Linked DNA regions of Homo sapiens: regions 2 and 3 are each linked to region 1. A link is a loop called in an ENCODE intact Hi-C map of the cell type or tissue named here. Cell type or tissue: PC-9. All regions are shown on one strand.

Evidence for each region. Peaks named below come from ENCODE experiments on the same cell type or tissue, not always from the same donor. Only the 100,000 strongest peaks of a DNase experiment are listed, where the experiment ranks them.
Region 2: a loop joins it to region 1, with 9 times the contacts of the local background. A loop is called at or near these places in 7 of 110 quality-filtered maps.
Region 3: a loop joins it to region 1, with 2.9 times the contacts of the local background. A loop is called at or near these places in 71 of 110 quality-filtered maps.

What each region holds. Positions count from the first base shown.
Region 1 is chr1:94,064,273-94,072,272 of GRCh38, reverse strand. All of the region lies in intron 11 of ABCA4 (ATP binding cassette subfamily A member 4), which reads left to right. It overlaps LOC124904222 (a long non-coding RNA gene), which reads right to left and starts at 1,914. Exons shown (of 2, transcript XR_007066231.1): 1 at 1,713-1,914. RefSeq lists a silencer at 1-260 and enhancers at 2,460-3,017, 3,208-4,407. In PC-9, a CTCF peak has its summit at 3,411; DNase peaks (open chromatin) are centred at 3,152 and 3,932; H3K27ac peaks cover 4,284 bases.
Region 2 is chr1:94,114,404-94,122,403 of GRCh38, reverse strand. ABCA4 (ATP binding cassette subfamily A member 4) reads left to right here and starts at 1,256. Exons shown (of 50, transcript NM_000350.3): 1 at 1,256-1,424. The coding sequence starts at 1,359. In PC-9, no CTCF peak of the experiment used is centred here; DNase peaks (open chromatin) are centred at 4,103 and 5,683; H3K27ac peaks cover 3,916 bases.
Region 3 is chr1:94,247,362-94,255,361 of GRCh38, reverse strand. It overlaps ARHGAP29-AS1 (ARHGAP29 antisense RNA 1), which reads right to left and starts at 7,494. Exons shown (of 4, transcript XR_002958338.2): 1 at 7,228-7,494; 2 at 5,843-5,949. It also overlaps a transcript of ARHGAP29 not described here. RefSeq lists silencers at 7,415-7,624, 7,645-7,734. In PC-9, no CTCF peak of the experiment used is centred here; DNase peaks (open chromatin) are centred at 951, 4,791, 5,550, 7,521 and 1 weaker place; H3K4me3 peaks cover 3,397 bases; H3K27ac peaks cover 7,412 bases.

The sequences.
Region 1 (8,000 bases):
AACATGCATTCATTAACTGCTTTTTCCTCTGCTGTCAACACAGTCAATACATGTGCATAACTCCTTATTGTCTACATGGTGATTATCTTGCTGATGAATTCTCAAAGGCCAGAGATTTGGACTATTTTTTCTCTGTAACCTTGCATGTTCCTGGCCACATGCCACCACCACCCAAACAGAATGTACGCAGGGAATGTATTTTTCAGGATAACCTAAGAAAAAATAGGATTAAGAAGATAAAGCTGCTGATCATGTAATGTACTTTAGACTCAGATATATAAATATTTGTGAATTATCTGTCCTATTTCTTTCTTCTATTAATTCATTGACTCTAGATGTGCATTGGAAGGCTAGGGAGAAATCAGGGGATCGTGAGAAAGAGCACAGAAGTCTGCATCACACAAACAATATTATTTCAAGAGCCATGAACTAGATCCTAAGCAACTCATAGGCAATGACCTCATTTCATACCTCTAGTCTCTAAGAAACATATAACTGGCCTGAGGAAGGAAAATGTGGGCAAGGGGTAGACCGGGGTCATGGGTGGAGGTCCAAATAGTAATCAATGGAGCTCATAGGGTGGACTGATATTGAAGCTGCTATGAGCCAGCCACATGCTGGGCACTGTTACATGTCATCTCATGCAATACTCCCAATTACCTGCCTAGTAAGCATAATTGTCATTTTATAGAATTAAAAACAGACTCAAAGAGGTTGACAGTCTAATGTAACACAACAGCTAAATGGGGGATCTGGAATTATAATCCAGAGCTGCCTGGCTCTGATGAGAAAGCTCTTTCTGCTGTCATATGCAGCCCACATTAATAGGGGGCTCAGAAAGTATTCTCTGGATAAATTATATAATGAATCCAATGAAGGAAGACATTATTTTATAATATGCAGCATAATAGGCACTATTATGATTGGATTTTCCTGCTTGAAAGTAGCTAGATTAGAGTAGGAAACCAAAAAGATGTGAATTCATTCAGTCATTCATGCATTTGCATGGATTGAGCTACCTACATTTGAATAAATGCTGTTAATCCCTGATTCCTTGGAAGCTCACATTGGAGAGATAAGCATGTCATTAAATAATGCCATAATAGTGGTATCTCAGAGGACTAGCAGAACATAATTCAATCTGACAGAGTAGAAACAGATTGTACAAATCCAATTCAAAACATCATAAATCCTCTAAGCACTGTCAATTCTTCCTCCAAATTATCTCTGAAATTCCTCCTTCTTTCCCATTTATGGCCTCCATTTACAGAAGCGTGTACTGTCTCTCTTAGCTGTTTGCCAGGCCGCCAGTCTCTTGCTGTTCAGCTCTCAACTGCTTCCAGCAAGATCTTTCTAAAATCCCAGGCTTGCCAAGACTTAGCGCCCACAGCTCCACAGTGACTCCTCATTGCTGTTAAGGTAAAGGCCTTCCCAGTCTAGCCCTTCATGCTTCTTCCATGTTCTATGGGACTGCCCCAGGCTTCCCACCTGGTACCACTGAGCCTTTCCATCCTTCCCCCACTCGACTGCCAGGTCAACACCCACACCCACGCTTCAGGACTCAGGTCCTATGTTTCGGGCCTTCTTCTGTGCACCATTCCCTTCCCTGTAGCCCTTGATCATGATTTGTTTATACGCCTCCGCACCTTCATGGCCCTGAACCCCTCAAGGGCCGAAACTGCCTTACTTTTCTTTTTGACTTCCCAACTTACCTTAGTGGAGCTGTAGTCACATAGAATAGACGCTCATAAATGCTTCTCTGGGCTGTAAAGGTTGAATTTTCCAGCTAAGCAAGGAAGAAAGACAATTTCAGGCAGGAGGAAGGGCATAAGCAAAGTGCAGAGATGTGAAGCTCAAGAGAAATGGATGGGCTGGGCAGAGGTGTGGCTGCAGCATCAGGGGAGAAGAAGTAGTGCCTGGAGTCAGCAGGCACGGCTTGCAAAAGCTTCACCTATAGGTGAAAGGACACCATCTCTTGCACCAATAGGCTCTGTGATTGGAGGCAACTTTGCTGTTTTACTGCCAGAAAACTGAGGATGATAACCCAAACTGCAGTTCAAGTGGCATTCACTGGTGTGGCTGAAATGGGTGTTTGTGGCCAGAATGTGGTCTGATTGGTCAGTGCCCAGCTCTGTTGATTAGCAGATGTTTTGAATATAGTAGCATCCATGTGCCCAAGTTGTTGGGATGATTCAACAAGAAACTTTAAGAGCTCAAGTGCCCTGCAGTTGTCAGCCAGGTGATTCTCTTCCTTTGGACCCAGTTAGACGCAGGCATTACCTCGTGGCTTTGCCCCAGTGTGAATCTTTGTCCTCCAACTTGATCTTTTTATTTGTTTCATTATTGTATTTAAGTTGTTTATTTTAGAGACAGACATTTTTTAACAGCTGTGCATTTCCTGTCCCTTTGTTTTCCAGTCGTCATGTGTTTCCTTACTCTCTGTGGGTGAACGTTTCAGATGTCTGTTTGCGGTGCCCAGCGTGCAAGATAAAATTTATTGCAGTGCCTTCGGCCTCTAACTCACCATTCCAACCAATTCAGATAGCCCAAGGCTGTTTTATCCAGTGGATTTTTCCATGTAGTGGGAAATAAATCTTGAATGTTACTGTTTAGATTAGCCAGGAAACTCATTCTGGGATGTTTGCCCACATCCATTGGCATTTCTCAAAAGGAACCCCAGGTGTCTACCTTGACACCAGCAGGGCCACTTGAGCCCTCCGCTGGCATTCATCGCCCGCTTTGTTCTCAGCCTGAGTTTAGGAGTTACAGATGTGAGAGGCGGGATTATACAGCCAACATCTCTAAGCGGGCAGTGGCTCCCTTACCCTCGAAGACCTCACTCCTAGCACGTCCTGGATGTATTCGTCAAAATATGTCCTCTTATGCCACGTCAGCACAGGGTTGCTCCCCACTTTGATCATCAAGTTTAAACAAAAGGAAAGATTTTCTTTCTTTCTCTGCCTCTACTGGACATCATTTCCCACCTAACAGATAATTTAATGTATCTGTTACTGAATGTGTTTGAATTACAGACAGAGAGGTCACAGTTAAAGAAGGAAGCCTGCTGCTACTGCAGCTTGTCCTCCCAAGGAGGTGTTTGATTTAGCTGTGTAAACAAATGACTGCATTCTCCAGAGGTCCTGAACACAGCTGCCTGCGCTGGAGAGGGCTCAAACCTCTTCCGCCAGGGTGAACTCTGCTTCCTGGTGAGTGCCAGCAAAACAACCAACAAAGAGCTGTAGGACTTGTGTGGACTTCAAATGGTGGTGGTCCTGCCACTTGGGCTCAGCCACAGCAGTTAGGAAACTAAAGGGGAGGAGGAAAGCCCTTTCCTTGCTTTATTGTCATTGGCTGTCATAGGGCATTACAATGGTTCTCTTTGAGATTCTGAGCTCCGGCTATAACATTTGCCCAGAATCTGCCTCTGAGGCCTTAAGACACTGTGTTTTTATTCAGCAAAGATGCCCTTTGACTCCTTTTCCCACTAGTGGTGCTAGGTTTGAGCACCTTACACTGGCCCCTTACAATAGCCAGTTCTTGTCTACCTACATTCTTCCCTAACATTCATGATTGCATAGTTACTCTTAGTGTAGAAGCAGACAGCTTTTACACATAGACTCCATGGCCGTAGCCTCATAGAACCTACTATATTCTAACTTGCAAGCTAATCAGACCAAATATATCAAAATCAAAAACCTCTGCTGAGAGTTTATTCATTCATCTCTGTCTCCCAAACGTACTTATGTACATACGTGCACTAATATACATGTCCATTAGCCAAGATTTTGATTTCAGGGATCAAAGCAAGTACCAATAGGGAATGAGGTCACTTGCTGCATGGCAGGTGGCTTCCCCATGAGAATGCAAGGCCACCTCATGACTCATACTTCAGAGGGTGACCCAGGAACTTCTGATTCATGTCCAAAGCAGCTTCTACAATTGCTCTACCTTGATCTAGGGAAGATGTGGGGAGGATGACATTCGGGATTAGCTTTATAAGGCCTTCCTGTGGGCAGAGTTGTCTGACTTTCACCTAGTGATCAACAAGCAGCTAGCAAGCATCAGTGTGTGAGGCCCCACGCCCTCTCAGCTCCCCTACTGCCCACCTGGGACATGGGCTTTGGCATCTGTCCATAGCATTGTTCTAACCAAATGAGGTGTTATGGATCAGCTCAGGATGGGATATGTTCCCAGACATATTATTTAAAGAAAATAGCTCCCTTCCTCCCCTGATAAACAGCTGCCATGGCTAAAAGGTAACCTGGCTGGGGCTTAAAAGTCTGTTGACTTTCAAGATATTTTGCAAAAACAGTCATAAAAATGGTATTTATCAGATCCTAACTATTTGTGAGACGGTTTGGTATACCATAGTGGTTAAAAACACAGGCTCTTTCCAGAGGAGGTTTACTTTGCTTAGTCGTGTCTCCTAAGTGAACTTGGACCTCATAAGGTTGTTGTGAGAATGAAATGGGTGAATATGAGTAAAGTCCTTGGACCAGTTTTGGCCGTATAGTAAGCCTTCAGCAAGCATCTGCTTTTATTCCTACAGGGAGGCAATTGTAAGCCCTTCACAAACAGCGTCTAATGTGATCCTTAGAACAAACCTATGAGATAGGGCATATCTCAATTTTGTAGGTAGGGAAACAGAAGCCACACAATTAGGAAATGGCAACAGATCTGTTAGACTCTTAAACACTATGCTACACCAATTTGCAAGGCAAGGAAGACAAAGCACCTTTGAAAATGGGTCAGATGTTTTAGGGTAAATGAACGTTTGAGAATCTTTTAAGTTTTTTTTCCCCCAGAGATTATCAAGGTATCATTGTAGGGGGATGCATCAGGAAACATGACTATGAATCAGCTGCCTGATAAACCAGCCAGGATGGAGCCCACGTCATCACAGCAGTCAGCAATGCCACTGAAAAACATCAGCTGCTTATTCCCGTATAGATTTCCCCTTAAGACATGAAAAGGGAGTTCAAAGAGAATGGGCCAGATATCTCTGAGAGTCATATTACTAAAATATATTTATTTTTACTAGCTTTTTTGTTTTAAGAGGTATACTGTCATTAGCACTGTAGCAAAAATTCACGTTTTATTAATTTCTCCTAGTTTATCATGTGATTCTAGGGTAGGATGCAGAGTTATATTCAAAATACACAAATCAACTCAACTCAGTAAACATATATCGAGGCCCTATCATGACAAAATGCTATTCTAGAGACCACGGCGAACAAGCCACGGCCCCAGCCTCAAAGAATGTACTATCTTTGGAACTGTGCTGGCCAATACAGTAACCAGCAGCCACGCAGGGCTATTTAAATTTAAATTAATTAAAAGTAAAAACACAATGCCTCAGATGCATTAGCCACATTTTAAGTGTTCAATAGATATTTGTGGCTCCTGCCTGCCATATTGGACAGGGCAGATATAGAACAATTCCATCACTGCAGAAAGTTCTACTGAACAATGCTGCTCTGGAGCAGAAGATCTTCTTGTTCAGGGATGTTACACCCCCGCTTGTGGCTAGAGTGTGGCTTATCCTCAGAGCAAGGATAGGGGAACCATGGCACTCTGCAGGCTCAGCACTGAAGACACGGATGCAGGCTCTGCTTCTGACCTAGATTGACCTTGGGCAAGGCCCTTTGCTCCTCTGATCCCAATTTCTTCACCAGCCAAGTAAGAACATCAGACCACAAGCCCTCTAGGGCTCTGTCCAAATGCCCCATGACTGAGTGAACTGGTAGAACATTCTATGTGTGTGTCACAACATGAAGAGCAAAGACTTTCATCTCCCCAAATAATTTTGTTTTTCGTTTTAGGAATTAAATTTCAGATTCACTCTAATTGCCAATACTAAAATTCTCTATATGCAGTTCTAAACTTGACAAACCAATAAAAAAAGATTATTTGACTACTTATCTTTGTACAACATTGAGGTCTCCCTAAAGCAAATTTAAATGCATATTTTAAAAATGTATTCTAGCAGTTCAGTTCAGAAGCCCCCTGGCCCAAGCATCACACTGTCAATCCTTTGTCCTCAAGCAGCATGGTTGGGTGGGTTAAGTACTGACAAACACTGGGTGTCAGGCCCATGGTCAGGGACTGTGCTAACAGTCTACATATTAGATGCCACCTACCCCCACCCTCAACAGACCCAAACTATTTATCCAATAGCAAACCTTGCATTATTTCTGTCCAGAAGAAACAAACATTTATTGACAACTTTTGGTGTGTGACCTGTTTAAGTCCTACATCTCATTTAAGGACTGGTCAATGTTAGGCTAGGCAATGCCTGTTTGTGAGAGAATCACTGCCTAAAGAAAATTCTCCATTTCCCTTAGCTCTATGGTGGGTGACTACACATACTGGTATTTCTTAAAGAAATACCAATTCCATTTCCTTTTAACATAATTATTAATATCTCATTAGCATGGTGTCACTGAAGCCTGGGCCCAAAGAAATACCAATTCCATATCATTTTAAGATCATTATTAATATCTCATCAGCGTGGTGTCACTTAAGCCTGGGCCCTTTAGAATTTTTCATGTACCTGTGTTCCTCTGCCCATATCAGCTGGAACACTAATAGTTTTCTTCCTTTTTATCTAGAAGACTGAGAACATTACATGGGACCTGCCCCCAGGGCATGGAGGCTGAGGTGGGACAGTTTAGTTCAGGAGGCCCAAGAAGTGTTGGGTGTGCAGCCCCTTGTTCAAACACAGCCTCTGAATCGCCAGAGGCTTCCGGTGCATACTCTGAGGCGCAGGTGGGACTCGGGAGTGAGAGGTTTCGGCGAATGAATTGGGATTGCCTACTTCTTCCCAGTGCAGTGGAGCTTGGTTCTGTGGTCAGGTCCTTACGCCCTGTCTGCCTTTCTCGTTTCTTTATTTCTCGGGTAGTAGTTGTGGAATCAAATGACCTGGGGTTTGATACCTACTCTACCACGCCTCTGGGGGAGTCACTCAGACTCGTTGAACCTAAGTTCCGGGGCTGCCAAGTGAGGATAAGTAGTAATTGCTGATCCACCTACTTGACAAGATAGTAGTGAGGGCCCTGAGCGCCAGGCTGTGGATCCAGCCTTTCCCACGGTTCCTGGTGTGGCAGGAAGAACTCTAGGCCTGAAGGTGAAATTGGGGAGGGAGTCCCAGCTCTGCCACTGTCTCTCTGGGTGACCTCAGGCAGGTCTCCTCAAAAAAATAAGATACTTTATAAAGCTCAGTTTCCTCTTCAGTAAAATGAGGATTCCAGGTAACTCACAGATAGTTTGTGGGGATGAATCTGTTCCTTAAAGCCTGCAGTACATCAATAACCCAGTCTTCCTGCTTGCTTTCCCCCCTCTCCACTACCAGTGATCATAGTCTGATCCCATAGGTGATATCCCAGCTCAAAACCCTACATTAGCTTCTGTGGCTGTTTAAGGCCTGCCCAGAACTCCCCTGGTCTTAGCACTGAAAGCACGTGTCCGGGGAAGCCCTGCATTGGTCGTTCATACTACTGAGTCCCGCAGGGCAAACCGTCCGGTCCCACCCTCCTTTCTAGTGCTGCTGTCACACTCACCTCCCTTCACCCTACACTCCCTTCTGTGCCTTGCAATTACCTAGGGAGTTTTTTACAAGATATGGATGCCCTGGCCCTGCCACTAGAGATTCTGATTTAATTGCTTGGGGTAGGGCCTGGCATAGGTATCTTTTAAAGCTCCGCAGTGGTTCTAAAGCACAGCCACAGATGGGAACCACTGATCTATTCTTGTAGGTCCCCAGATACCTCATGTGCTGTTCCCTGTGCCTGAGCTGACCTTTCCCCCACTTTCCTCTCCTCGGCTAATTCCTGCTTATCCTCCTACTCAGGAGGCTCTTCCTCCAGGCAGCCTTCCCTGATCCCTCCAGGAAGACTTAGCTGCGTCCCTCCGCTGGGCTTCCCCAATACACTGGGCTTGCTTTCATTAGAACCTGATCCTTCCACATTATGGTTGTTGGTTTGCTCCAATCCTCTCCCTCA
Region 2 (8,000 bases), 50 kb before region 1:
TGCAGAGTTTAAATGACTCACTTGTTCAAGTACCCACCGTTGCCATGTGGGACCGTGAGCAAAGTACTTAATCTCACTAAGCTTCACGTTCCTCATCTGTAAAACAGCAAATATGGACCTCACAAAATTGTAGTGAGGCTAAAATGAAATAACATATGCAAAAGCAGTTTATAAATAATAAACTTACTATAAAATATTATTTTGTAATTCTGCAAGCTTGTCTTAAATGCCATCACCTCCAAGGAGCCTTTTTGCCATCATAAGCAGAAACTATCTCTCTCTTCTTGGAAGCTCCACCATGCACAGCCTATGGGCCCTCATCACACTCCTTGAGTTATTCGAGTTCAAGTCCCGTGTTTACAACCAGACCGCAAACTCTATGAAGTCAGCATCCATTCCTCTCTGTGGTTCTCCCTCCGCCCCATCCAGGTCTCAAGGGTCTAGAGTCTTTCAAAGAGAACACATTCTGAGATTTGAGGAGGCAGAGACAAAAAGTTCCACTGCGAAGTGCCAGGGAGGCTTCTGTTTGGGGTGTCCCTTGGGATCACAGATCCCCCACCTGGTGATGAGTCAACCCAGCACCACCCCATTGCAGGGCTGGAATGACAGTAATGGGCCCACCTGCTGCCTCTCCTCATACCCGCACCCCAGTCAGACATTGCAAGTCAGTCACGGCTCTGTCCTGCTGGGCCTGGAGTGTTCCAGTGCCTTTTCCATCACAGCACCAAGCAGCCACTACTAGTCGATCAATTTCAGCACAAGAGATAAACATCATTACCCTCTGCTAAGCTCAGAGATAACCCAACTAGCTGACCATAATGACTTCAGTCATTACGGAGCAAGATAAAAGACTAAAAGAGGGAGGGATCACTTCAGATCTGCCGAGTGAGTCGATTGGACTTAAAGGGCCAGTCAAACCCTGACTGCCGGCTCATGGCAGGCTCTTGCCGAGGACAAATGCCCAGCCTATATTTATGCAAAGAGATTTTGTTCCAAACTTAAGGTCAAAGATACCTAAAGACATCCCCCTCAGGAACCCCTCTCATGGAGGAGAGTGCCTGAGGGTCTTGGTTTCCCATTGCATCCCCCACCTCAATTTCCCTGGTGCCCAGCCACTTGTGTCTTTAGGGTTCTCTTTCTCTCCATAAAAGGGAGCCAACACAGTGTCGGCCTCCTCTCCCCAACTAAGGGCTTATGTGTAATTAAAAGGGATTATGCTTTGAAGGGGAAAAGTAGCCTTTAATCACCAGGAGAAGGACACAGCGTCCGGAGCCAGAGGCGCTCTTAACGGCGTTTATGTCCTTTGCTGTCTGAGGGGCCTCAGCTCTGACCAATCTGGTCTTCGTGTGGTCATTAGCATGGGCTTCGTGAGACAGATACAGCTTTTGCTCTGGAAGAACTGGACCCTGCGGAAAAGGCAAAAGGTAACAGTTACTGTCTGTGGTTTAAAAATGAGGTGTGGAGCAAATAAACAGGTTGGAAGTGTGGGGTGGGGTGGTGGGGTAGGGTGGTGGGGCAGGGTGGGGGGTTGTGAGCAGTCAGTGGGCTTGTCGCCGATTAGCACTGAAGCAGTGTTTAGCTGGACGGCCTTTCTGTGGGCCCCTCTGACAGTGCCCTTCCCAGGAAGATGTGTTTCTCTGTCCTCAGCCACATGAAAATCTTTTGCCTACCGTGCCTGTCAATCCATTGCCTGCCCGCCCCTCCCCCACCCCCCGTTTTACACCTGCCTGTCCAGTCTACCGCTCTCTAGGGCATCCACGCTGAGCAGTGGGAAGAACTTTAAGCCCTGAAGAGCAGGCCAAAGGCAAGCAAGAACCCCCTCGAACAGCTTCCCAGCTTAGTGAGGCCTTATTTCATTGATTCTCTGAGGCACATTGTTTTTTCACATGTTAGCATTTCTGAAATTGGGATGCAGCTCACGATCAAGTCACAGTTTAACTGGACACATTATTTTTCTTTCTTAGTGGTGCAGAAAAGTAACAGTGTGTCTTACAATTGACTGCGTCCTAGATTCTGTGAGATGCAATACGTTATTAACCATCACGCACATTTCCTGAACTCTTTCAATGAGCAGACACCAGCCTGGGTTAGACTGGAGCCCTAAAAGCACGACACAGATTCCACCCTGGACTGGCTTCTGTTCTGCCTGGGAAAACCCAAAGTACGTTTGGAGACCAAGAGCAACATAAAGTAGCATAGGTGGAATAGTCCATGAGAAGTGCGAGCAAAAGGTGCCGGAGATCAGAGAACACCAAGACTGTACTTGTAAATGACAACTGGCTTTGTGCAATTTTTTCTGGGAAAGGATAAGGAGTGACTATAGAACTGTAAAGAAAGAATGCACTTTGCTACAGCCTTGCAGAGTTGTGCAAATGCCGATGACTAAAGGAGCTGAAAGAGGAAGGAGGGGATAAGGGATGGGGGCTGGGTAGGGGTGAGATTAGGACCCTGGGAGCTGCAAGCCACTGGAGAGATCAGGAGGAAAGGGAGGGAGACCTGCTTTAGGCGAGAAGAGAACAGTATTTGTTCCAAATCTCGGTTCAGAATAAGTTCATGTAGGTGATGGGGCCAACTGGAACAGGTGAAGGCCTATGAATGAGTGTCTCAGTTAGGGTCTCCTTAGAGTTTAATATGAAAAGGTGTTAGCTAAGTACAGAGCTGGTACCTGAGAGAGTAAAAGGAAACTCTAAGGTATCATGGAGGTAGCAATTGCAGGACACAGCTCCCACCCCTAGGGCTGAGAGAACCAAGGGAAGAGACAGGAATTATTAAGACTTGGAGCATAGATGAGAGGTCTGTGGAGCTGACATTAGGACTTGGGAGGAAGGCGTGCATGGAGGCTGCTGCTGGATCTCTGAACCTGACCTCGGGTCTGGACCCCTGAGGAGAAAGCCCTGGCAGGTTGGTGCATGTGGGGCCGAGGGACAATAGCTTAACAACCAGCATAAAAGAGAGCAGCATGGGACACGCTTCAACCATGCGCATGGATGGCTCCAAAACCTGTGTGTGGCTGGCCCAGGACGCAGGGAGGCTGCAGGGGGAAGAGACAAGTTAAACCTGACTTGTCTGGGAAGCACCATTGTCCTCAGGTCACTTTCCTCTGTCAAGCCTGGTGCTGAAGTTATCTGTTGTCTCCAGGGGCCAAGTATTAAGAGTAATCAGAAACTCAGTCCTTTCTTCTAGGAGCTTCCCTTCTTGCATGAAAATCCTGATAAAACTGGAAAAAAAAACCTCATGATTAAATTTTTTCATGTATTCATTCTTTCCTTCTATCAAAAAATAATCTCCAGGCACCGTGCTAGGTTCATTGGTATACAATGGCAACAAGACCTCCCAGCCCCTGCCTATGTGAGGCATCTGTGGACTGCGGAGGAAAATCCAATATGCCATTGTTCTCTCTTTCCCATAAGAAATTACAATTCTCAGTTCATTTTATTCTCACTGTGCTCTTTGTGACCCTCAAAGGGGGTCACATGATAACAGGACTGTAGCTGCTGGCCTAAAATGAGCCCATTCCTGTGGCGCTCATGTCGCTGTGACAGAGAATAACCCTGTTTTCAGAATGCTCTGGTGCCCTCCCTCTCAATCTGGCCTTTCGCTGGCATGGGTGGGCGACTCCTGCTCAGGGACTCTGCCTTCTCCACAGTGTGCTCCCAGGGAGATGGAGCCACTCGGGCTGAGGGCCTTGGCCAGGGCACCTCCCAGGGCTGGGCCTGGTCTGGGCTGGCGTTCACTGGATGCCATCCTGATGGCCTGGAAATTGAGATTTCTGTCTGGCACGCCTCCCGATGGCTCCCCACCTGCTACCACATTCCAGGAGCTTCCAGGATGTCTGGGTAAGACAGAGGCACCCCCAACAGATTCAGTAGCTCTGAGAGGGATCTGTGGCTCCTTCCTAAGCTTGCGGTTCTTCTGGAAACTTCTGCCTCTAGAAGATGGTCCCTCTAAGAAAAGTACAACCACCCAGCCCATAATTCAGCTCCCAGGTTTTCCCTCAAACCTCCATGTCTCCTGTAAGCAGAGCAAGAGTAAAATCAGATACCAAATTTCCTCATTCCTCAGCTCCCAATCCCTAAGGGCATAAGATGAAAATCTTCAGATCTCTGCTTTCCTCCCTCTTTTTTTCTTCCTCTGTTAACATTTGTCAAGTGTTACTAAGTGTCTGGCACTGTACTAAGTGCATCACCTCCCTGAACTCTCCGAACAGTTCCACGAGAGAGGCCTCTCTGTGATCCCCCCGGTACTGATGAGGTCACTGAGGCTCCAGAGAAGGATTAGTAACTGGTGGGGTTGGACCTGGGATTCACACCCATGCTGCGTGACCCAGGACAGGCAGGCATGGCCGTTACACCACACTGACCCCCGTGGATCGAGATCTATCCAATAGTCTGGTCACTGATATCACTAAGATAGAGTGGCCATATAATTTATCATCCAATCAGGGCAGTTTTGCAAGTGAAAGGGAGCACTATTAATAATTGCACTGGGACAATAAATGTAAACCAACACTGGACCTGGAAAACTGGGACGTGTGTTTGCCCTATACCAAGGTAAGCTAGACACAGCCACTGCCTTCATGGAGTTCAGAACCAGGCAGGGGCGGCTCCCACGTATAATTACTGTGCAGCACAACGTGGAGACCGTGGAGTAGAAGGAAACACGGATGGGAGGTGAGGAGGAGGTCTGTGAGCTCAGAGGAGGCACCGGGGCTGGAGAGGGTGAGAGAAGACTTCCCAAGGAGTTCATCCTGATAACGTGCATTCCCAATGACGAGCGCTCTCTCCACTGCACAAGACAAGTATACATCTGCCCGTGTTGGCTGTGGACCTGGCGCTGTGTCAGGGAGGGTTTATGAAGATCACTAGGTGGGTCTCTTGGTGTCATCCCTTCATCCCAGCTTCTGGGTTAGGATGGATATCTGTGGGGGGGCCTGAGGACTCATGAAAGTGGGGCGCTAATCATGTTTTGGACACCACACCCTGGAGCACCTGGGACAGCTGTGGCCTTTGTCCTGGGTTCAGCATCAAGCCGAGGATGTGGCAAGTAAAGAGAGGCTGGGCACCAACTCCAGTGTACCCAGGCTCCGGGTCATGTTTGTCCAGGCTAAGAATTCTGTCCTGGTTCTCAGTGCAGAAGGAAGAATCATGGGGCTCATTTTAGGCCTTGGCTGCCTTCTGTTAAATTGAAAACAGAGCAGGAAGGAAGAAAATTTAACAGGCTCAGTTCTAAAACAACAAGCACAACTGTGCCCTTGCCAGAAACCCCTCCTCCCCATGTTGATTGAATGGTAAAGAGAGGAGGGGAGGTGAGAGGGAGAGAGAGAGAGAGGAAGAGAGAGAGAAAGGAAAGAAAGGAAAGAAGAAGAAAGAAAGAAAAGGAAAGAAAGAAAGAAAGAAAGAAAGAAAGAAAGAAAGAAAGAAAGAAAGAAAGAAAGAGAAAGAAAGAAAGGAGGGAGGGAGGGAAGGGGAAAAGAAAAGAAAAGAAAAAGAAAAAAAGAAGGAAATACCAGTTTGGGAAAAAAGAATTTTCCACCAGCCCTTCTGAGCCTTGGCTGGGCTTAATTAAAGTTACAGACATGTGTAAAGGGCAGGGTAGGGGGAGTCTGAGCTGCTGAGAAAACATGTTTTTAATTATACTGTGGAATTTCTCCCTGGGGTATGCCTGTACGCAGTTAAGCGTCAAGGACAGGGATGCCGCTCTGGGGAGGGGAAGCTGAGCATGATTTTGGAAGCCGGCAGAAGAGGCTATTGTGAAAACCAGACCTGTCAGGCTAGGAAAAGAATGGCTGGTGGTCTTTGACCAGGGAGTGACGCGTGAAATGCAGCAACCGCCCCCGCCCCCCGCCAAAAACAAACACACTCTCACAGAGTTAGAACAACAGTGACCTCTCAACAAATATTTTTCAAAGATTACCAACCAACCATTACCTAGAGCAGCGGTTCTCAACCTTGGCTGCACGGTGGAACTACCTGAGACGTGTTAAAAAGAAGAACCCTGATGTCCCATGCCCCAAGATTCTGATGTAGTTGATCTGGGGTATGATCTGAGACCCCGGCATGTTTTCAGCCTGCAGCCACATGAGAAGTGCTGACCTAATCAACAGGGGTGATGATTTGAGGGGCGGGGACTATAGGCAAAAAAAAACAGCCTAATTCAAGGATGAGAAGAGGGCACAGGTGAGGTGGGAACAGTCCTAGGGCCAGACAAAGAAGGAAGGGAGAAAGGAGGTGCTGATCCCTCCCCTACTCCTGAGAGGAGGCCTTTAAGTCACCGTGCCTTGTGGAGACCAGATTCTTCAAAAATACAAGAATGAGTGAGTGAGGGAGTGGGTGGATGCCAGGAGAGTGCGTGACAAGCCTTGCAAGGGAGGATGACAATGCACTAGCTTGGTTTGGAAATTTTACCCCTGGAACAGGCAGGCCAAGCTGGCTGGTCCCCTCCCTGATACACAGCCCTCCCTCTTTATATATGGAGCAGGGGACGGTGTGTGGCTGGTTTCTTAGCAAGCACCATGGTTCCAAGTTGGCAACTGGGGAGTTCTGAATCCAAAAAGGAGGGAGATGAACGTAAGTGGAGGGCAGGCCTACAAGGTTGCAGATAAGCTTAATTCTGTCTCCTTACTCTTCTGCCTTTGCAACAACCCTGTGATCTTGCGACAACCCTGTAAGGCAATAACAAATGGCTCATGTTTATTGAGTGTTACCTCATGCCATATTGTGCTTTCGTGTTTAACACAATTGTCTCATTTCACCCTCACGACTGCTCTGGGAGGTAGGTCCTGGTATCACATCCATTTCACAGATGAGACCATTTGGCACGGAAGAGTTGAGTGGGCTGCCCAAGGTCACATAGCTAAGATGGAACAGGCTGGATAGGAACCCCAGTAACTTGACCTCAGAGTAACCTTCTCTTAACCCTGAGTGTACACTGTAGGAAAAATGAGCAGTCCCATTTCAGAGAGGACAAAACTGAGACTCAGAGGTTAAGCAAGCCCCAAAGTGGTTGTTAACCCAGATCTTCCCACTAACTCCCAAATCAGCATCAGTGTTTAACGTACCAGACCTCTCCCAGATAGATGTTGCCGCATGGAAGACAGCCGATCTACGTGATAGAAAGCCAATATTGCAAGCAGTCGTCTAAAGGAGTCAAATGTGTTGGATTTGAACTGGATGTCTCATTTCTTTGGTGAAGACACTGGAAACAACTTCCAGGTTTCATCAATTGCTCCTATCACTCAACGTTGCTATCTTACTGAACTTGTTCCCCAGCCTTACCCACTGATGGAATGATCCAGAATGGAAGACAAGACACCAATGTACATGACCCTGGGGGAGGCTGTTTCTTAAATCTACAGACTGTTGGTGACCTGAGCCCCATGTCACCAAAGGCTTTCCTGGAGAAGCCTCCTAGACCAGTCTTGACAAAGGCTCACTCATTCCGTGGATATTTATTGGGCACCTATTATGAGTTCTGCCCCATGTGGGGTGCTGGAATCACAGTAGTGACAACGACAGATGAGGTTCCTGTCCTCAGGAAGCTTACTGCCCTTGAGGGCTTCACTTACTTGGAGGAGTGATGAACCTGAAGTGCGGTGTGTGTTAAGAAGCGGAAGTCCAGGGCCAGGCGCGGTGGCTCACGCCTGTAATCCCAGCACTTTGGGAGGCTGAGGCAGGCGGATCACCAGGTCAGGAGATCGAGACCATCCTGGCTAACATGGTGAAACCCCGTCTCTACTAAAAATACAAAAAAATTAGCCGGGCATGGTGGTGGGCACCTGCAGTCCCAGCTACTCAGGAGGCTGAGGCAGGAGAGTGGCGTGAACCTGGGAGGCAGAGCTTGCAGTGAGCCAAGATCGTGCCACTGCACTCCAGCCTGGGCAACAGAGTGAGACTCCGTCTCAAAAAGAAAAAAAAAAGTGCCTCACGGAGAGTCTATTCTTTTCTTCCCATATTGTGTGTGTGTGTGCGCGCTTCCTCCAACACATCCTCCCTATATATATT
Region 3 (8,000 bases), 180 kb before region 1:
GTTCTGGAGGCTAGAAGTTTGACATCAAGGTGTCAGCATGGTTGGTTTCTTTTGAGGACTCTCTCAACTTGTAGATAGATGGCCATCACTCCCTGTCTTCACATGGTCTTCCCTCTGTGTGTGTTGGCATCCTAATCACCTCTTCTTGTAAAGACACTTGTCATTGGCTAGGGGCTGCATACACTAATGACCTCATTTTAATTGAAGTACCCCATTTGAAGCCCCTATGTCCAATATAGTTACATTCTGAGGTACTGGGTGTTAGGACTTTAACATATGAATTTGGTGGCGTGGGGGTGGCAAACACAGTTCAACCTATAACACATTGTTAGATAAATCAGTAGTCTACTTTGTTCTCAAGAAATTTTCCCTAAGCTGTGATCTTTATGTCCTTTGTCTTTTCCTCTTCCCCAAAGTCCTGTCCCCACTACCAAAAACCACCTTCAGTTTTTATAGCACTTCAAATACTGATTCATGAATACAACATTGTTATTGGCATCTGGCAGCTCCATTTCACTGACTTGGTGTTCAAGAAAAGCTGTGTAAATTAAAATGCCAGCTCTCTGTGAAACATCTTCACAGGGTCCTTCTGGAATCCACTGTCCCTTGACCCACATCCTATGCTTCTATTTTCTGACTCACAAAGCAACTCCAAGGTCTGGATAAGACCACTTGCCTACCGGTCTACTCATTTCCTTAGGTTCTGGTTTTTTAGTAGGCTTGTTTTACCTTTTAGTCATTTTTCCCGAATGGAGCTCTTTTTCACCTCCTCTTGGTTCTTAGTCATTACCCAGGAGGAAGTTACTAGAAGTCAGATTGCCAAGCAGTATTGCCTTCATGGACTCACAGAAGAGATCTAAAGCATTTCTCACCTTGCAGCCAATTCAGGCTAACTCCTAAGCAAGGCAACTTACTGTCTTCAAGCCTTGTTTGCCATTCTATCTGTTCTCCACCCTGAATCTACTAAGCTGATGGTTTCAGTGATGTTATGTAACAGGTATTTCATCAGTTTTTTGGCTAGTAGGATATATGGTTATGTCTGTGACCTCATATATTCTAGTACCATGTAGCTCCCAGACAAAATTTAATTGCATTCATGAGTATCCTAAACTAAATACGTCATCAAGAAGAATAAGGTAAAGGGTGTCAATCCATCAGTGACAATCAATATTTTTGAAGGTCTTTGAAGTGAAAGCATCTATAGACATTTCTAGATACCAATATTATAGAATTATTAACTCATAGTACTACTTTAACTTGTATTTGCCTTCTTCTAATTTAAGCCACACATTGTCAGCTATTGAGATAATTTCAGAATAAAATCATTTAAATCCAGGTATCTAAATGGTTGGATGATAATAGTTCTTCTAATACTATAAAATGTAATCTTATCTTGAGTGAATTTAAAAACAGGTTTCTAAACCAAATATTTTCCAACTTTTACAAGCAGTCACTTCTCAATTCTCTGGCAAGCATGGCACAGGCAGCCACCCCTATATAAATATGTAGTTAGAAAGATAAACACTCACTGAAGTCACTAAGTCACTAGTAGTAGCATTGTTTCTCAGAGAGTTCAGCAGTACTTGCTCAGTGGGTAGATAAAGAAATATTAGTAATGTTTCCATTGGGCTCTACTCCTTCCTAAAGCCAGCCAGCCTTCTCCCTTAGAGAAAAGCCTTAATGTGTGCATGTGCGTGCGTGCGTGCGTGCGTGCGTGCGTGCGTGTGTGTTCCAGATGCCTGCGGACAACTTCCTACTTCAAGAGCAACCCAAGCTCCTCACTGGTTGTATGTTAAGCCATCCATTGTTTAGGGCCATAATTTTTAGTACAATAAGTCAGACCTCCAAAATAATAGGAGTAAATTTGTAGAACAAATTTCATATTTAAACATGTTAGTATAGCTCAAATATTTACTCATTAAACTAAGAATGATCAAGGCAAGTGCTTTCATTTAATTTCATAGATTTACAGAGATTTTAAAACATTAGTGTAGAAAGGGCCCTGGTCTTGGTTCCAGTCTAGTCAGGCCAGTGACTAACTGTAAGCCCGGGGAAAGCTGGGCTGGGATTTCCTTATAAAATAAAAGAGAATGGATCGGGCGCAGTGGCTCACACCTGTAATTCCAGCACTTAGGGGGACCGAGATGGGCGGATCACTAGCTCAGGAGATCAAGACCATCCTGGCCAACACAGTGAAACCTGTCTCTACTAAACATACAAAAAATTAGCCGGCTGTGGTGGCATGCACCTGTAGTCCCAGCTACTCAGGAGGCTGAGGCAGGAGAATTGTTTGAACCCAGGAGGCAGAGATTGCAGTGAGCCGAGATCACGCCACTGCACTCCAGCCTGGGCAACAGACTGAGACTCTGTCTCAAAAAAAAAAATAAAGGAGAATGAAGTGAATAAGCTCTAAGATCCCTTTGATTCTGAAACTTATGAAATTTTATCAGAAAAACAGATCTCATTTTGTTATCTTACAGGTATTTTGTGAGGATCATAGAATACACAGGTTAAGGGGAGCAGTATTTGCTTTCTTATCTAGTCACCATTTGGTGAATCGATGAAAGAAAAAAACAATCGTGGAAAATGTTTACCCCTCTACTTTAAAGAAGGAAGGAAATAATTTAAGATTCTTTTTTTTTTTCATTAGAGAACTTCTATTAGAATACTTACGAGGCCATGGGGATTTGTTCCCTTTCCCTTACTCTAAAACTTTGGCTGATTGGGTTGTTTAGGTTGTTTGGCATGATCCGAACTTTTATTACTGATGTAAGTATACCCTTGGTAGCATGGGCAGGGTCAGGCTGCTGTTATCTACTAACCTGCCCCTGAATGTCAGCAGGTTTGCCTGAGGACTCCCTGGACTGCTTCTCCTGCCTCTACGGCACAGGGTGATCTTGGACAAACACCCCAGCCGACACTGTAACTATCCTTTATTTGCCTGTTGAAAGCAGCAGAGGCAAATGACCAGAGGCTTCACTTTTACTTCTATGAAAAAATTGTGTTCCTTGGAAGAAGCGTTCTTCCTTAAGTTACTAAGGCCTCTAAACTAGCAGAGCCCAGAAACCCAAGAAAGGGAACCAAGCTATAAGCAGAACTTTATAATGTAAGATTCTTGAGTTACTTATGGCTCTTTCAGATAAAGATTTGGTGAAGTCATGAAACTTGTCATATGTTAGTATATTGGTTACAAGCAGCTAAAGTAAAATCTTTCTCAAACAATGTAATATAGTTCTCTTATCTGATTAAAACTCTCAAAATGTTAACAAATTAATCTTTTCAAAAGATAACTCTAATGTTTGGATATATTGTATTGTTATTTTCTTTAAATCTTTCATTCGTTGATGAATTCCAAGTACTTTTCCAGGGGCTGGAAACACAGTGGTGAACAAAGCAGGCAGAGTCCCTTCTTTCATAGAACTTAACATACCCATACTAGTAAGGGGACATTTAAAAAATCTGTAAATAAACCAATAAATCTATATCAAGTCAGTAGAGGGATAAGTGCAAAAATTAAAGCAGAGTAAGGAAGAAAGGGAGTATCAAAAAGGGGGATGCTGTTTTTATGGAGGAGTCAAGGAACATGTCAATAATCTGGACCATTTGAGGAGAGACCAGAAGGCAGCAAGGAAAAGGGAGCAAGGAACAAGTCACGTAGATGTATGGGAAAAGCCAATTCCAGGCAGAGGAAACAGCAAAGGCAAAAGTCCTGAGGCAAAAGGGACTTTGGGGTACCTGGGGAAGAGCAAGAAGGACAGAGACGCAGAGGTAGAATAAGAGGAGTCATTTCCTAATATCTTTTTCTAAGAGAAGTATGGTCAAACTTAACTTCATGTTAATGTCAATTTCCATGAAGTCCAGCAGAAATTCTTCATTGAACTTCTTCTGTGTCTCAGCTTTTCATTTATAAAATGGGTATGATAGGCCAGGCACGGTGGCTCACGCCTGTAATCCCAGCACTTTGGGGGGCCGAGACCATCCTAGCTAACACGGTGAAACCCCGCCTCTATTAAAAATACAATAAATTAGCCGGGCGTGGTGGTGGGCACCTATAGTCCCAGCTACTGGGAGGCTGAGGCAGGAGAATGGCGTGAACCCGGGAGGTGGAGCTTGCAGTAAGCCAAGATTGCGCCACTGCACTCCAGCCTGGGTGACAGAGCAAGACTTCCTCTCAAAAAAAAAAAAAAAAATGGGTATGATAATAGCACTTCATAGGTTATTGTGAGGACTGAATAATTTATGAAATGTAAAGTATAATTAAAAGTGTATCACTAGCACAATAACTAGACATTTATAGTTTACTAGCACGGAGTAAAGTATAAATGGCTAGTTATTATTACTACCACCATAATCTTTTTATTCACAGTAGTATCAATAATTGCATTTTTAAGGCTAATATTATTTTTGGCACTGATCATTAATTATTAGGGGAGTTACCTTATACATATTACTAAGACATCAGGTAGGGTTATGGTATGTGATGGCTCAAGCACAGAGGTTTATATCATCAAAATCTTATAAGAAAGTTTAAAACACATTAAAAATTGGAGTTCGAAATGTAGTAACTTAATTTGGACGTAACATGAGTATGATATCTTCATCTATATACTCAAATATTTCTTTATTTTTGTCAATCTTAGTTTCCTGTCCTTATGACAGCACAGAATTCTTGGATGTTGGTAATGTCTTTCACATTCATTTCCAGCATGAGGTCTGAATTGATTCCTTGTTTCTCAATTACACCCATCATGGAATCAAGATTAATAACCTGCTTGGTGAGTTTTGTCCACCTTGGAATCTGGAGGCTTTGTACTCACTGTGGCCTGTTAGACTCTGAGTCGTTCCTTTTACATGCCCCAGCAGTGAGGTCAAGGACAGCCGCAGTCCAGGGAGTCCAAGGACTGCCTGCCTTGGGGCCACCCGTGCAGGCTTCCATTACTTCTTCCCCTCTCCCAGGCATTATTCATCATGGTTGAGGAGAATCTAAGGGTGGATTTAAAATTCCCTGATATATCCCCTGTGCTCAGAACAATGTCTGGCACATTAGAGGTATTCAGTGAATATTTGTGGAATCAATAAAAATACAACAGACATGATGGACAATGTGGGTCCCTCCTAAACAGACTGCTGTTGAAGTGTGGCAGAGGGGAAGAGCACCTGTCCACTCTGCTCCCCTGTGGGGCTGGGCTCCCACCTCCACCACCCACATGGAACATGCACACTTGTGATCAGTCCCTTCACCTCAGGGAACAGGATATCTGGGATAGGCTTTGCTTTAGACATGAGGTTTTTGTGACCATCATATTTGGTTCTACTAGATACAACCAAGTTGAGTGCAGTTTGTGATTTAAAAAAAAAATCACACTGGAAGAATTTTTACTGCTGGGCCTACCATTCATGCCCTCAACATCCCTCCAGAAAATTCTTAGTGGGGGCCCATTCTGTATTAGATACAGACCTAACTAATGTAGTACTGTGGAACTTTCAATCTAATTAGCATAAACACTGCCAAAAACCATGGCACCAAAACCATAAGTGCCACAAGAATAGTATCCTATGTACAATATGATGTCAAATAGGATGACTAATTTTCTTTCTTTTTTTTTTTTTGAGATGGAGTTTCACTCTTGTTGACCAGGCTAGAGTGCAATGGCACAATCTCAGCTCACCACAACCTCTGCCTCCTGGGTTCAAGCGATTCTCTTGCCTCCGCCTCCCAAGAGCTGGGACTACAGGCATGCGCCACCACACCTGGCTAATTTTTTGTATTTTTACTAGAGATGGGGTTTCTCCATGCTGGTTAGGCTGGTCTTGAACTCCCGACCTCAAGTGATCCACCCACCTCGGCCTCCCAAAGTGCTGGGATTGCAGGCGTGAGCCACCGCGCCCGGTGGATGACTAATTTTCACTGGAGCGAACAGAAAGGCTTCAGAGCAGAGGCAGGATTCTCTATCATGGAAGGAATGAAAAATATTTCAATAAGCAGAGTGGATATGTGTTAATATATACTGTAATTATAAAATAACAATACCACATCATCTGTCATACATGCTTCATTATTAATGCACTATCCAGTTATGCCTTTGATTTCTTGTTTGTGTGTCTGTTAGTCCTCGTCCTCCAAAACCATGATCATGAGCCACTTTAGTGAAGAAACATTTATAGGTAAAAAACCTAGTTGGCTTATAAGATGATTCAGGGCACATGCTGAGTCAGTGTTAGAGGATTTGGTGGAGATATTGCCCCTTATTTTTTAGTTTCTTTGCCAAACACAGCCATTTATCCCACATAGCAGATGTTTGACATTCACCCTTTCTCAGTTAATAATCATATTTACTTATAAAAATGACCCAGGTGTGGTAGCTCATGCCTCTAATCCCAGCACTTTGGGAGGATGAGGCAGGAGGATCCCTTGAGGCCAGGAGTTTGAGACCAGCCTGGGCAACATGGCGAAGACTCCATCTCCACAAAACATAAAAATAAACAACAGAGCTAGCTGGGTGTGGTGACACAAGCCTGTAGTCCCAGCTACTCAGGAGGCTGAGATGGGAGTATTCCTTTAGTCCAGGAGTTCAAGGCTTCAGTGAGCTATGACTGTGCCACTGCACTCCAGCCTGAGCACAGAGCAAGGCCCTGTCTCTCTCTAAAACAAAACAAAACAAAACAAAAACATCTTCCTTTGACAATGTTTTCAAATATATTTCTCCTAACGAAGAAGGGTGAAGAATATGACAGATATTTAATCTTTTTGAAAAATATTTAAAGGGAAGATGCCATTAAGTGATTTTTCCAAATTCCCTTTCCATAATTTTACCCATTAATCAGCTAATATTCATGGAGTGCTTATGTGTCAGCACAGGTGACAGGAAAGGTATTCTTAGTAGAGTTGGTAAGTGTTACTAATATATATTATATATAAATGCAGTGTTTTGTTTTCCTCCATACATGATATGATGTGTGATCCAACATCTAGATAAATGTTTTATTTTGGTTGCGGCTTCCTCCACCGTGTTGATCAGTCCCATGACTGAAGGAGCACTTAATGGTAAGAAGCAGGTAGCGTGGTTAGGGGACATGCGATCAACTAGCATCTACTGAGCACCTGCCATGTGTCGGGGACTGTATAATAGCTGATGTTTTGAGTAATTTATTTGGTTTGCTGAAAGTGACAATCAGTTGAAGACAGAAAAGAGTGGGGGGAGTTTTAAAGTTAAGCACAAAACGTACTTTTGTTTTGAATGGGAGAAGAAGGGTGGAGGAAGACGGCCGACAAAACAAGTTGAACACCTGAGTCTTGACTGGAAGGAATTCAAAGTGCCCACCTGAGAAATGTCTAATTAAACAAGGACAGAGAACCTGCTCCCTGCAGGAGGGTACAAAAAGTCACTTTTCCTCTAAGTCGCTCTGCCCGCCCTGCTGCAAGTCAAAAGGGCGACCGACGCGGCCGCGGTTGGGACAACTTCAGGCCGGGCGCAGCTGACCGCCGCGTTCTGCGCGCGAGCGAGCAGCCGCCCCAACCTGCCGCGGTCGCCGACCCCGCCCCCCGGGAGCGCGGGCCAGGCCAATGGGCTGGGCTCCAAGGGGCGGGGCAGGCGGCCGGCGCAGCCGTGGCGGTAGCTGCAAAGGCGGCGGCCGCTGTGGTGGTGGTGGTGGTGGTGTCTGTGGCTGCGGCTGCCACTTGGCCGGGCGTCTGCGGGCCGTGGGGGATGGGGGCGGCGAGCTCCAGCCCTCGGCGGTGGCGGCGGCCGTAGGTGTGGGGCGGCCGTCCGCGTCCGGGACGCGGGATGGAGCGCCGTGGTGAGTGTGAGGAGGTGGCGCTCGCTTCGGCCGCGGCGGTGGTGGCTCCGGGCTGGGGTCGCCCGCGCGGGCGCCGGCTAGTTGCCGTCCAGGGTCCGGCAGGGGCTAGGGGCGCGCCCGGCGAGGCAGGCGCGGACGAGCGAGAGGACGCGGGCGGGCGCTGCCGGTACGCCGCGGACCCCGGGTGCGCGCTCTGAGTTGTG